Regions from separate parts of the Mus musculus genome. Here region 1 is linked to region 2. A link is a loop called in an ENCODE intact Hi-C map of the cell type or tissue named here. Cell type or tissue: left cerebral cortex. All regions are shown on one strand. Links, peaks and the distances in the headings refer to the core of each region. The heading gives the core; the rest is flanking DNA.

Evidence for each region. Hi-C counts contacts between places; a loop is a spot of excess contacts. Peaks named below come from ENCODE experiments on the same cell type or tissue, not always from the same donor. Only the 100,000 strongest peaks of a DNase experiment are listed, where the experiment ranks them.
Region 1: a loop joins it to region 2, with 2.3 times the contacts of the local background. A loop is called at or near these places in 7 of 42 quality-filtered maps.

Annotation. Positions count from the first base shown.
Region 1 is chr12:56,614,870-56,620,621 of GRCm38, reverse strand. Gm26973 (a long non-coding RNA gene) reads right to left here. Exons shown (of 6, transcript XR_872771.2): 4 at 950-1,147; 5 at 105-260. Among named protein-coding and RNA genes, the nearest start is that of Nkx2-9, 4.5 kb to the right of the region's middle. In left cerebral cortex, for the core only: no CTCF peak of the experiment used is centred there; no DNase peak of the experiment used is centred there.
Region 2 is chr12:56,529,069-56,534,820 of GRCm38, reverse strand. Nkx2-1 (NK2 homeobox 1) reads left to right here. Exons shown (of 3, transcript NM_009385.3): 2 at 1-133; 3 at 1,041-2,886. The coding sequence ends at 1,786. It overlaps Sfta3-ps (surfactant associated 3, pseudogene), which reads left to right and starts at 5,401. Exons shown (of 7, transcript NR_045082.1): 1 at 5,401-5,752. In left cerebral cortex, for the core only: no CTCF peak of the experiment used is centred there; a DNase peak (open chromatin) is centred at 2,488.

The DNA.
Region 1 (5,752 bases), core at 510-5,509, 86 kb before region 2:
TATTAGTCCATAAAACAAATGATTAAAATTTCTGGAACCAGAGTAGTGTTTATTTTATCCTTATAGAAGAAACCAGAAAGGCAAATTTACAAGGGAAGGCTTACCAACGATACTGTGTGACTCCTGGAGTTCCAACATCTGGGCTGCTGCCGGGTTTACTGACGGAAGATCAGTTCATAATGCATAAGGAATGGTATGTTTAGGTCCATATTATATTTGATTTGCTCCTTCTAATGTTGTTTTGGAGCTTAATCCTTTGGCTTAAAGGGAACACGCATACAGGGTAGAGGTGAGTTTATTGAAAGAAATGTCTGATTCTGTCATCACTCTGTGCTATGCACCAGTAGTTCACTCAAGACCAGCACACTTGGAAACAATCCCTGATACACAGGCATGGTTGCCACATTTCCCCACCCCCACCCCCCCACCCCCGTGGCTCAGAAGTTCTCATGAATGAAGTCAGAACTGAAAGCGAGTAGTTTTAGAAACAAATTTTCATAGAAAATATCAATTACCAAAGAAACAGTCTGATCCTAAAGCAAAAAATATACTCTATTCTTATTCTTTTTTTCCCTCCACTCTCTAAGTCACCTGAACTCTTATGGGATCAGCAACCCCAGAAATTAAAAATGGCTTAGATGACAAACAGCCACATTCCAACTGAAAAATCTCTTCTGTTTAAACAGGATACAATAGATACAATAGAGCAACCGTCCAGAGGGACCTTATCTGCTCCTTCTTTGATTAAAATCCCAAAACTGTATATGACTTTCAGAACAGCTTGTCTGCTCTCTCGTCTGTGTGTAATTACACTGTTGCTTTCTTTGTGGTATTTACATTAAAAGAATAAAATTGTGATTTTGTTCAAACAACAAAACCAAAGAAGCAGCTATCACGCAAAACACCTGCTTCCATCGACCAAGGAAACAACTGTGTTTGAAGTACAGACCCAGAATGTGTGTGTCTTGATGCTGTAGCCATCTAGGATAGTCCAGTATGAACAGCCTGATGCGGTGTAATGAGCCGGCAGTGCAAATGAGCAATCAAGACACTCTGCCCAGGGTGGACACGTCAGTCACTGATCCTTATCGCTCTTAGTTCATGTGGACCGTGAGAGAGGCGTGCTGGAAGAAGAATGGCCGTAAACCTAAGGGGAGAAACGTGGAGTTAGTTCTAAGTTAAATGAGAGCTTGCTAAAAAGATGAAATAGAAAAAAAAAAAAAAAAACGGAAGTTTTCTGAGGTGCTTTCCTTTCCTCGAGCTTCATGTGACAAAGCAAAAAAATGATATTTTAAGGATAAGCCAATTGTATTTAAGGATGGAGCCATTATACAAGAAACACATTCTGGAGAAGAAACTCTAGGGTTTTTGTATATTTCCCTTAAATCTCAAATCAACTCAGAAAAATATATAACGCATTCATTACCTTAGAGATAATGAAACTATTATTTTTGAAGCCATCTGTAAAAACCATGGTTTTACCAGACATGAAGATTGTATTAACTACATAGTACATATCTATTTTGAAGTTTGGGAGACTATGCTTAAACCGAGTAATTTCTAAGTTATTTCCTAACTGAAGTACGTCCAACTTACAAGTAATTGTCTTCGGTTGGTTTTATCGATGTCGATAGTAAAATGTTTTATATGTTTGTTGTAATTTCTTTATTTATTGGTTGATTTGGTTGGTTCAAGAAACGACAAGCAGAAACAATAAGTTTCAAGGAGTCTTAAACACCTTTCTTCATCCCTGTCTTTGATAAAGCTAAACCTAAAATGCGCAGTATTTAGCCTCATCATTTATATCTGTGTTTGCCTGTAGGCTCCAGAGGCAGTTTCCATGGAAGCCCACTGTGCCCAGAAGCAGGGTGAGTGGAATGCCTCTCCAATGAGGGACTTTTCACTGGCAGTGATAAAGGCCGAGAGAGAGCCTCCTCCACACAAACGATTGAAAAACAGAACACGAAGGACATTTTTATTTTTGTTGTTCCCTTTGTGTGGTATGTGACTTCAGGGTAAACACCCATTTACTCAAGAACACAAAGGCAGGCACCTATGCTGGGTAAGGGGTTCCCAGAGCTGCAGGAAAACACATAGAGGATTTTTTTTTCTCTTTCTTTTTCCATTTTGTTGCAGGACATTTTTCTTACCTCCCCTTGAATAAGGAGAAAGATTTTTTCCCCTCCAAAGGACAATGGAAGAGTAAACTAAATAGCACAACTTGAGAGAGTTTGAATGCCAAAGTTTATCTCTTGTAGTTGATTTTTAAAATATAAAACCTGAAGGGAAAAAGAAGCACTGTCATGTGGAATCGTCCACCCATACTTTCTCCCCTGAAGTCATCAGACTGTAGCTTTAAGTGAGCTTACTCCTTCCATAACCTGATAAACTGTTCTTTCTAATACTGTCTACTTAGGGGGCCCTTCCTCCTTTAGGTCCTCTGGGGCTACCACAGTCTGTCTTCAAGGCTCGCCTTAAGCTCCAGCTCTCCTGGCTGTTCTATCCTGACTCAGGATGAACTATAAGGGTAAGTATGCAGTGAAACATTCTCAGAAGTTCCAAAGCTAAAGTGACATTCTTGTTAGTGCTGTCAACATTGAATGTGTGAATCTTTAGTCCTTGAGAAATTGCCTTAATAAAGTATCAACAAACACTTATCTAGAATGACTGCTTTGGTATGTAGTTTAAACTGCTGCCAATAGAAAGAATAATATCCCACTTTAACAATGTGCAGTAAATATTTGAAGATGACCTCAAAACAGAGTGAAGCTATTTTTAAGGGCCTTATTACAATGTTTTTATACTGTATGGCTACCTTGTTTTAAAGGCTTCAACTGAAGTGCTAGTGGTTGGTTTTCAGCATGCACAGTAAATTAGTCTGTGCAAGGTACTGGTCATAAAATGTGGTCTGGAGTCCATCTTCCTTGTCTATACATAACACCATACATAGCCTATACTAAGTGTGATCTTCTCTGTACATAACACCAACTGTGATTGATCTAAAGCCTGGATCTTTTGTTATGTAAAACTTAGTAAGAATTCTGTATTTTATAATCTATAGTTATACCAGTCAAATTATATATATACACATATATATACATATACATATATATTCTATGATATAATTTACTTATTTATAGTAGTCATATATATATATACACACATTTAATAAAGTATAACAAAGTAAACCTTTAACAAAAAGATGAAACAAAAGTAAGAATTTTAGATCTAGACAAATAATGTTTGGCATGCTGTATAGCTATTTTGATTCTGACAATTTACAAACCATGTAAGAACAAATACTTTTATGCCACTGGAAGGCATGAAAATGATTAGAATCGTTAATAAATAAACCAGTTTTTAAAATTAAACTCTTACTTGTTAAGTTTTTAGGAAGAGGAGTGCAGGCACATTTAATTAAACAGCTTTAAATGAGAAGAACCATTTTACTGAATATGTATATGTATGTATATGTATATGTATAGAGATGTAAAATGCATGTATAGTGTCTACTTAAACTACTGGATGAACATAAGAGAAAAAGAAAAATCTTTTCCCCCAGAGACCAGGAACAACAGCACCAGCAATGGAAAAACCTTACTTTAAAAGACTTATAGAGCATCTCATATCTTGCTACTTGACACTAAGCGATAAAATATGTTTTAAAAAAGATGTATTTATTTATTTTATGTCTGAGCACACTTTAGCTGTCTTCAGACAAACTAGAAGAGGGCATCGGATCCCGTTACAGATGGTTGTGAGCCACTATGTGGTTGCTGGGATCAGGACCTCTAGAAGAAGATCAGCCAGTGCTTATAACCACTGAGCCATCTCTCCAGCCCTCCTTTTGCTATTTTATCCAACAACTGATTAAAGAGGGGGAGAGCAGCTGCTGTGAGGTAAAATGCCCTGGTAGTGGAGGGCCCTCCGTCTGTCAAGATGATTCCACAGCATTGCCTCTCCCCTCACCGTATAGAGTTGCAGAAATCTATGAAACAGAAAAAGGAGGAGGAGGAGGAGGAGGAGGAGGAGGAGGAGGAGGAGGAGGAGGAGGAGGAGGAAGAGAGGAGAAGGAGGAGAAAGAGAGAGAGAAGGGGAGGGGGAGAAAGAGAAGGGGAAGGAGGAGGAGAAAGAGAAGGAGAAGGGGGAGAGGGAGGAGGGGGAGAAAGAGGAGAAGGAGAGAGAGGGAGGAGGAGGAGAAAGAGAAGGAGAAGGGGGAGAGGGAGGAGGAGGAGAAAGAGAAGGAGAAGGAGAGAGAGGGAGGAGGAGGAATTTCCTAGTAGTACCTTTTAAGCATCCGCTGTGCTAAGCATCTTTGTGTAAGATTTGAAATGTGTGAATGGTTCAAACATTCTCAGCATACCACACCTCCAAAGATTAAAACTTACTCCAGTTAGGATGTACTAGACCCAACTACAGGGAAACAAAGCCTCACAATTAAGCAACAATCCTCACAAACTGTGCTGCATTGCTGACTAAAACACTAACCAACATTTGAAAATCTAGAAAAAAAATGCCCCATAAGAGAGATAGATATTAACTTATAATTCCAAGAATCTCTTGTGTATGGGGCTGGGGCAGGATGCACACACATGTATCTCCGGTATGCAAAGAGTTCTTCTCACTCTTTTCCTACTGGCCTGGTATTGAAATAATTTTCTACACCTAAGCCTTTCATTCTCTGAGGTAGAAGAGGCAGTGAAGAAAGTCACTTCCTCTAAGAAATGCCTCCTCCTCTCTGTTTTTTTTTCAGAAGGCATAGTTTGCATGGGACAACCTCCTCAGGTGTTTTTGGGTGCAGACTCTGGGAAAGAATGGATATAAAGTTCCAGAAAAGAACCCTAGGAAGAAGGCGAATATTCAAGGATGTGTTTGAGCAGGGAAATGACCGGGCTCTGTATGACCAAGAAGTGTGACCTTTCCCAGGACAAATACATGCACACAAGGCCGGGGCTGGAGAATGTGAAGCGGGAACTGATATTTAGAACACACCCCAAATCCATGTTCTCTCTCAGAACACAGCTGCTACAAAGGGGATGCAGAGCTTGGGAGCCAAAAGCAAATATTTGATGCTGAAGAGCTCTTAAGAGCTGAAGAGCGTCATTTGCTTATTTCTACACATCAGTGTGGTTTTAGAATGTTAAATAGATTAAAAGGCTAAGAGAGGTCAATCATCCCAAGGAAGACTTGTACATTGCCTATCCTGCTTCTTCCTAAAATTGTTAAATGCGGGGCCACAGTCATCTGGAGAGTCCTTCACAAACTGAAAAGTTAACACATAGACTCCTGGAATGTCCTGCAAGGTGGATCAGAGTCTACAGACGATGAATCCCAGCATAGATAGGTCAGAGAAAATCGAGAGGGAATGAAAGTCAGAAACTAATAGTCTGAGAAATTACCAAATCTATTCGTCTTGGGAGAAAGCAGGAGCGGGGGGGGGGGGGGGAGGTAGATCGGAGAGAGAGAATCTCAAGATTGTCCATTTTGCCAGAGGCAGAGGATGCACAGGTTTCCAGGCCGGAGCGGCTTCACCTGGCACAGCTTCCAAGTTCACAGAGTCTGGGAATCTACGCTTAGGCTTCTCTAAAACTCTACCACCTCCCGCCAAACCTCTGGCTCCCGCAGGAGTTTTTTCTGCATAGAGGTCAGCACAGTCATTTCAATTTAATCTCATTTAAAAAGACATAACTAATAAATCTATTGCCAGGACCACAGAAAGACAGCCAGCAGAGTCGATCGATCTCCCAATCCC
Region 2 (5,752 bases), core at 561-5,560:
TCCGCCGTGGGGGGCTACTGCAACGGCAACCTGGGCAACATGAGCGAGCTGCCGCCTTACCAGGACACCATGCGGAACAGCGCTTCGGGCCCCGGATGGTACGGCGCCAACCCAGACCCGCGCTTCCCCGCCAGTAAGTGAGGCCGCCCCGCCGCGGGGCCGCGGGCTAAGCACCGGAGGCGCGGTCGGCGCGGCCGGCGAGGTGCGGCGCCCGCCGGTGGCGCTGGGCATCGGGGTGGGCAGCCGAACAGCCTTGTGTAGGAGTGGGGTGAGGGCACTGGACTTTCTTCCCCCCGCTGGGCAAGGGTTTCAAAGGAGGTACTTAGAAGAGCTGGGGTCCTGCGGACAGGTGCTAGCACCCGACCACCGCAGGCACCAAGGACAGACTTGATGCTCAAGACTTCAGGGAGCTAAGGAAGGCCCACCCGGGACTCGGCTAGGGAGGCTAGGAACTCGGGCCAGAGGAGTTAGGGACCAGGAGGGGCGAGTAGAGAGAGCCGCCCTGCTGGGATGCATCCCGGTCGGGCTGCCTCGATTTCTAAAAGTCTCCCTCTGGGTGGCTTGGGAGGGCGCACAGCTCTGGAGGAGGCTCTACGTGGGTCGGGCGGGTGGCTGTCCTCACCTAGAGCCCGCAAGAGAGAAAGCCAGAGAGGCCAAGCGCCTGGAAGCTGGGGCGTTTGTAAGTGAAAACTCCCTTTTGTTAAGCTCCTGAACTTGGTCTACCGTCCGACCCCAGCTCTCTGCACCCTTGGGTCTCCCACCTGGCTTGGGCATGAAAGGAGTCAAAGCAACCCTTTTCCCTCACTGCACATTCTGGGTCTAAAGGGACACTGATACCAATGAGGAGTAGCTAGACTTTAAACCCTTAAGTAGTTCGACGGCACGGCCCGCTAGCTGGGCCTCTTTTGGGAAAGAGCACTAGGCGGCGGCCTAGGTGAGGAGGATGCCGTCGAAAGTTGGGGCGGGCAGGCCAAGGGCACAGAAAGCGGGGTTGCCCCGGCCCCGGCCCCAGCCGACCGCTGTGCGTTTGTCGCTTACAGTCTCCCGCTTCATGGGCCCGGCGAGCGGCATGAATATGAGTGGCATGGGCGGCCTGGGCTCGCTGGGGGACGTGAGCAAGAACATGGCCCCGCTGCCCAGTGCGCCCCGCCGGAAGCGCCGGGTGCTCTTCTCCCAGGCGCAGGTGTACGAGCTCGAGCGACGTTTCAAGCAACAGAAGTACCTGTCGGCGCCGGAGCGCGAGCATCTGGCCAGCATGATTCACCTGACACCCACGCAGGTCAAGATCTGGTTCCAGAACCACCGCTACAAGATGAAGCGCCAGGCTAAGGACAAGGCGGCGCAGCAACAACTGCAGCAGGACAGCGGCGGCGGCGGAGGCGGCGGTGGCGGTGCGGGATGCCCGCAGCAGCAGCAAGCTCAGCAGCAGTCGCCGCGCCGGGTGGCCGTGCCGGTCCTAGTCAAAGACGGCAAACCCTGCCAGGCGGGCGCCCCTGCCCCGGGAGCCGCAAGCCTGCAAAGCCACGCGCAGCAACAAGCTCAGCAGCAGGCGCAGGCGGCGCAAGCGGCTGCCGCGGCCATCTCAGTGGGCAGCGGTGGCGCGGGTCTAGGAGCACACCCAGGCCACCAGCCGGGCAGCGCAGGGCAGTCCCCGGACCTGGCGCACCACGCAGCCAGCCCCGCGGGGCTGCAGGGCCAGGTCTCCAGCCTATCCCATCTGAACTCCTCGGGCTCGGACTATGGCGCCATGTCTTGTTCTACCTTGCTTTATGGTCGGACCTGGTGAGACGTGAGATGCGCTTGAGCCCCGCGCGACCTCAACGCTTCCCCTCTGCCTTCCGCAAAGACCACCATTCGCCCGCTGCTCCACGCGCTTCTACTTTTTTTAAGAATCTGTTTATGTTTAGACCAAGGAAAAGTACACAAAGACCAAACTGCTGGACGACTTCTTCTTCTTCTTCTTCTTCTTCTTCTTCTTCTTCTTCTTCTTCTTCTTCTTCTTCTTCTTCTTCTTCTTCTTCTTCTTCTTCTTCTCCTCCTCCTCCTCCTCCTCCTCCTCCTCCTCCTCTTCCTCCTTCTTGTCCCCGCTCGTTCTTTTCTTTCTCCCCCTCCTCTTCTGTTTCCTTCTTCCTTCATCTTTCCCCCCTTCCTTTCTCTTTACTATCTAAAACTTGCAGACTTTTTGTTTTTTAACATAAAAAGAAAATAGAAACAGCCAAGCAAATTCAACCCTTTACGGATTCTTTAAACAGAGAAGGACAGAGAACAAATTTGGGGTGTCTTTCTGGTAGTTCAAATGGGTTCCCAAGCTTAGGCATGGCACAGTTTTGGAGCCTGTTCTATGCTTCCATGGCCCTGAACTCTAAAGACGGAAAACTTTTCTGTGGATGCACCCTGCCAGCAAAGTGAGCTTGCTTGTAAATACCAGGATTTTTCGTTTGTTTGTATGTTTCAGAAGGGAGGACAGACGCTGGAGATAGGAAAGTCTTCAGCATAACCCATTTGTACCTGACACAAAGGAAGTGTCCCCTCCCAGGCGCCCTCTGGCCCTACAGGTTCAGTCCAGGCTGGCCTTTCAGAAAATTGTTTTAGGTTTGATGTGAACTTGTAGCTGTAAAATGCTGTTAAAAGTTGGACTAAATGCCTAGTTTTTAGTAACCTGTACATTATGTTGTAAAAAGAACCCCAGTCCCAGTCCCTAGTCCCTCACTTTTTCAAGGGGCATTGACAAACCTGTGTATATTATTTGGCAGTTTGGTATTTGCAGCACCAATCCTTTTTTTTTTTCTGTTGTAACTTATGTAGATATTTGGCTTAAATATAGTTCCTAAGAAGCTTCTAATAAATTATACGAATTAAAAAAGATGGTTTTTTTCCTGATTAAAACCCTTTTCTTTTTGTTTGGTTTTGATTTGGCTTTTAATGGGTTCGGGAAGGCGGTTGGAATTAAACCTGATGGGATCCAAATTCGTGGGTTTGAGCTCAGGATTCTGACCCAGGTAAGGAAGTCAATTCCAGAGTTTCTATCCAAAAGAAAAAGGAATTTCGCTCAGTTTTGAACGTTAGTGGAACCAAAACTTAAGCAGTCCTGAGACTATTTCAGAGAGAGAGTGAAAAGTAAACTAGAGGGAGAAGTAAAGGAAGAAACAGAAAAAAAGGGGGGCTATTTTTTTAAGAGCCAAGCTTTCCTGGTTTAGTTTTTGCTTTATTTTTGTTTGTGTTTGTTTGGGGGGGGAGCCTCAAAAGCTGGTTTTACACATCTGAGACACCCACTTAAAATAACTCCAAAGGAACCATCAGTTTTAGTACATAGATTGCTTTTGTACATTTGCATGCCAAACCTGTATTTCTAATTCTCACCCAAACTCCTCACCCTTAGATTCTGTTTGGTTGCTGGTTTCCAAAAGTAAAGAATTTCTGGGTTTTATTTCAACACTCTAAACAAACAAACAAACAAACAAATGAGATTCCTCCTGCTGGGGGGATCACCAGCTCCCCCTGACCCCCAAGAACTCTCCTTCGTGTATTGTCTCCATGTGGACTTGGTGGCCAGCTTAGGCATGCCTCTCTCTATCAAGACATTGGGGACTGAGCTTTCTTTATCCCAGTACATTCCATATCTAGAGGCATAAACCGTTTCAGCAATTATTCTTTCTCCTATCCCCAACTTTCTACTAATCCTCCAAAACAAAACCAAAATAATTTTAACCGCCCTCATCCCCACCTCTGACTTTTATCAGATACATATATTGGGGGAAACCATCCCAGTTGCGGCGGGAGTCAGAGTAGAAGAGTAGTTAAAGGCAGAGACAAAAATTATAGCTCCTTGGGTGAACTGTTGTTGATTTGTATGGTCGCCCCTGGCAAAGTGATACAGGCAAGGCAGCCTGTGGGCAGCAGATGCAGGTGCCTGCAAGGGTCTGTTATGGCGATTGATGAGCTTTTAGTACAAGGTCACTCTTCACTGAGATATTCAACTATCTTTTCCCTGCTAACCTCCCATCTCTCCTCTTTCCATCATCTTCTATCACATTCTGTTTTCAGTTTTTCTCCACTGTATCTATCCCCCAGAATCTTGGGTTTGGTTTGGTTTTGTTGTTGGGTTTTGTTTTGTTTTTGTTTTGTTTTTTTAAACGCATGGACTTAAATCTGACAGTCTTTTCACTGATGACCAGGGAATTTCTACCTTGTCGTGCCTTAGTAATGGGAGCTGGTTTCTCTTCCTGAGAAAACCAGTCCTGCCTTTTGGGATATGGCTTCTCATAGCTTGAAGGTACTCTGATATTCTGAAAGGACAGTTGGTTGACTCTCCTGAGAGCCTACAGGGTATGTGTGGGGTTCCTCTTAGCAGACCTCACATTTTGGGGGGAAAAAATGAAACCAGGAAAGCATAATTATTTCTGTTCGTACAAGGAGTGCAGGCTGTTCTTGCTCAGGAGAGGCAGGTGTTGGCAGCTGCTGTTCAACTCCTAAGTGAGGGTTGAGTTTAGCCCTACCAGTTCCACTGGCCAGCACAAGCCCAGACAGGGACAGGGCCTAGCCTGCTCTAGACACAAGCTGCCCTTGCTCTCTGCATTGTAAAAGAGTAACAATATGAGGGTAATGTAGCACTCTGTCTTATCTTCCTTGGGTTAGTTGGAGTTCCTAGCAAATACATTCTTCCCCAGCCGGTTTAGCTTGAAGTCTGTTTACTTGTCCCTGAGATAGGTGAACTCAGAGGGCCCTGGCAATGAGACCCAACAAACTGGGCTTTGGTCCTCTCTTGTCATCATTCACTCTGATTCTCCCAGCTCCTACCTAGGGAACGTGTGTCAGCTACAGAAGCAATCTTAGGATGTTGACTGGGGCGTGTCTCTTTAGGAAACTAGGAGCTGGGTTTAAGGTGAGCTGGATTCAAGGTTTAAGTCCCCACAGTTTGGAGACACCTACCAGCACACAATCTGCAAACTGATCGGCATCTAGAAGAGGTCTTCTCTTATTTAAGGCTTTCAAAAACTCAGGCTCAGGTCGGTTCTGACCTCCCAGGAAAAGAAATAAACATTCTGGAGATGCCCTGGCACTGAGCTGGTGGAAGATGGGCAAGCTTTCCCAGTGAGCCGATAGAACAAATGTCCTAGAAACTGCCCCCTGACAAGTATCCCACCCAACCCAGGCCGCGATGGCTCAGGCAGTGGGGGGATTTTGCAGACAGCATCCTCCTCTTTGCTCCTCTCCCCCACCCCACCCAACCCTGCCGTGTAAACACGAGGACTTTCTCGAGAGCCCTGGAGAGCCGCTCTAGTGGCTTCGGGGCCTGAAACCCCAGGCTTGGCTTGTTTGATGTTTAGCATCCCAAAGCGGCTCCCCACCCCCGCCCCAGCCTGGGAACCCCGAGCTCTGGGGCCGAAGAGAAGGGGAAGCAGTTCTCTCAGCTGGAGGGCGGTGGATTGGCTGGGCTTAGAGAAGTGGCGAAAGCTACAGGACAGAGGCGCCCTGAGTGGGAGAGAAAGGGATCCCGGGATGGTGCGGCCATCCACTAGGATAGAGCTGGGGTCCTAAAGGCCAAGAGGCAGACGAGGAAAGAAATGTCACAGTTTGTGGGAATACACTGGAGATAGGGCCTAGCCAGGTGGAGATAGCTTGGAGCCCGCGAAAACAAGGTAAGCGGTGTCTGGGTCCAGTTAGCGAGACCGGCGTTCACGTCTGCGGGGCTATCAGGGCCTCGAGGAGACAGCGCTCCGTGCCACTGCTTAGTGCTTGGCCTTTCGTAGGG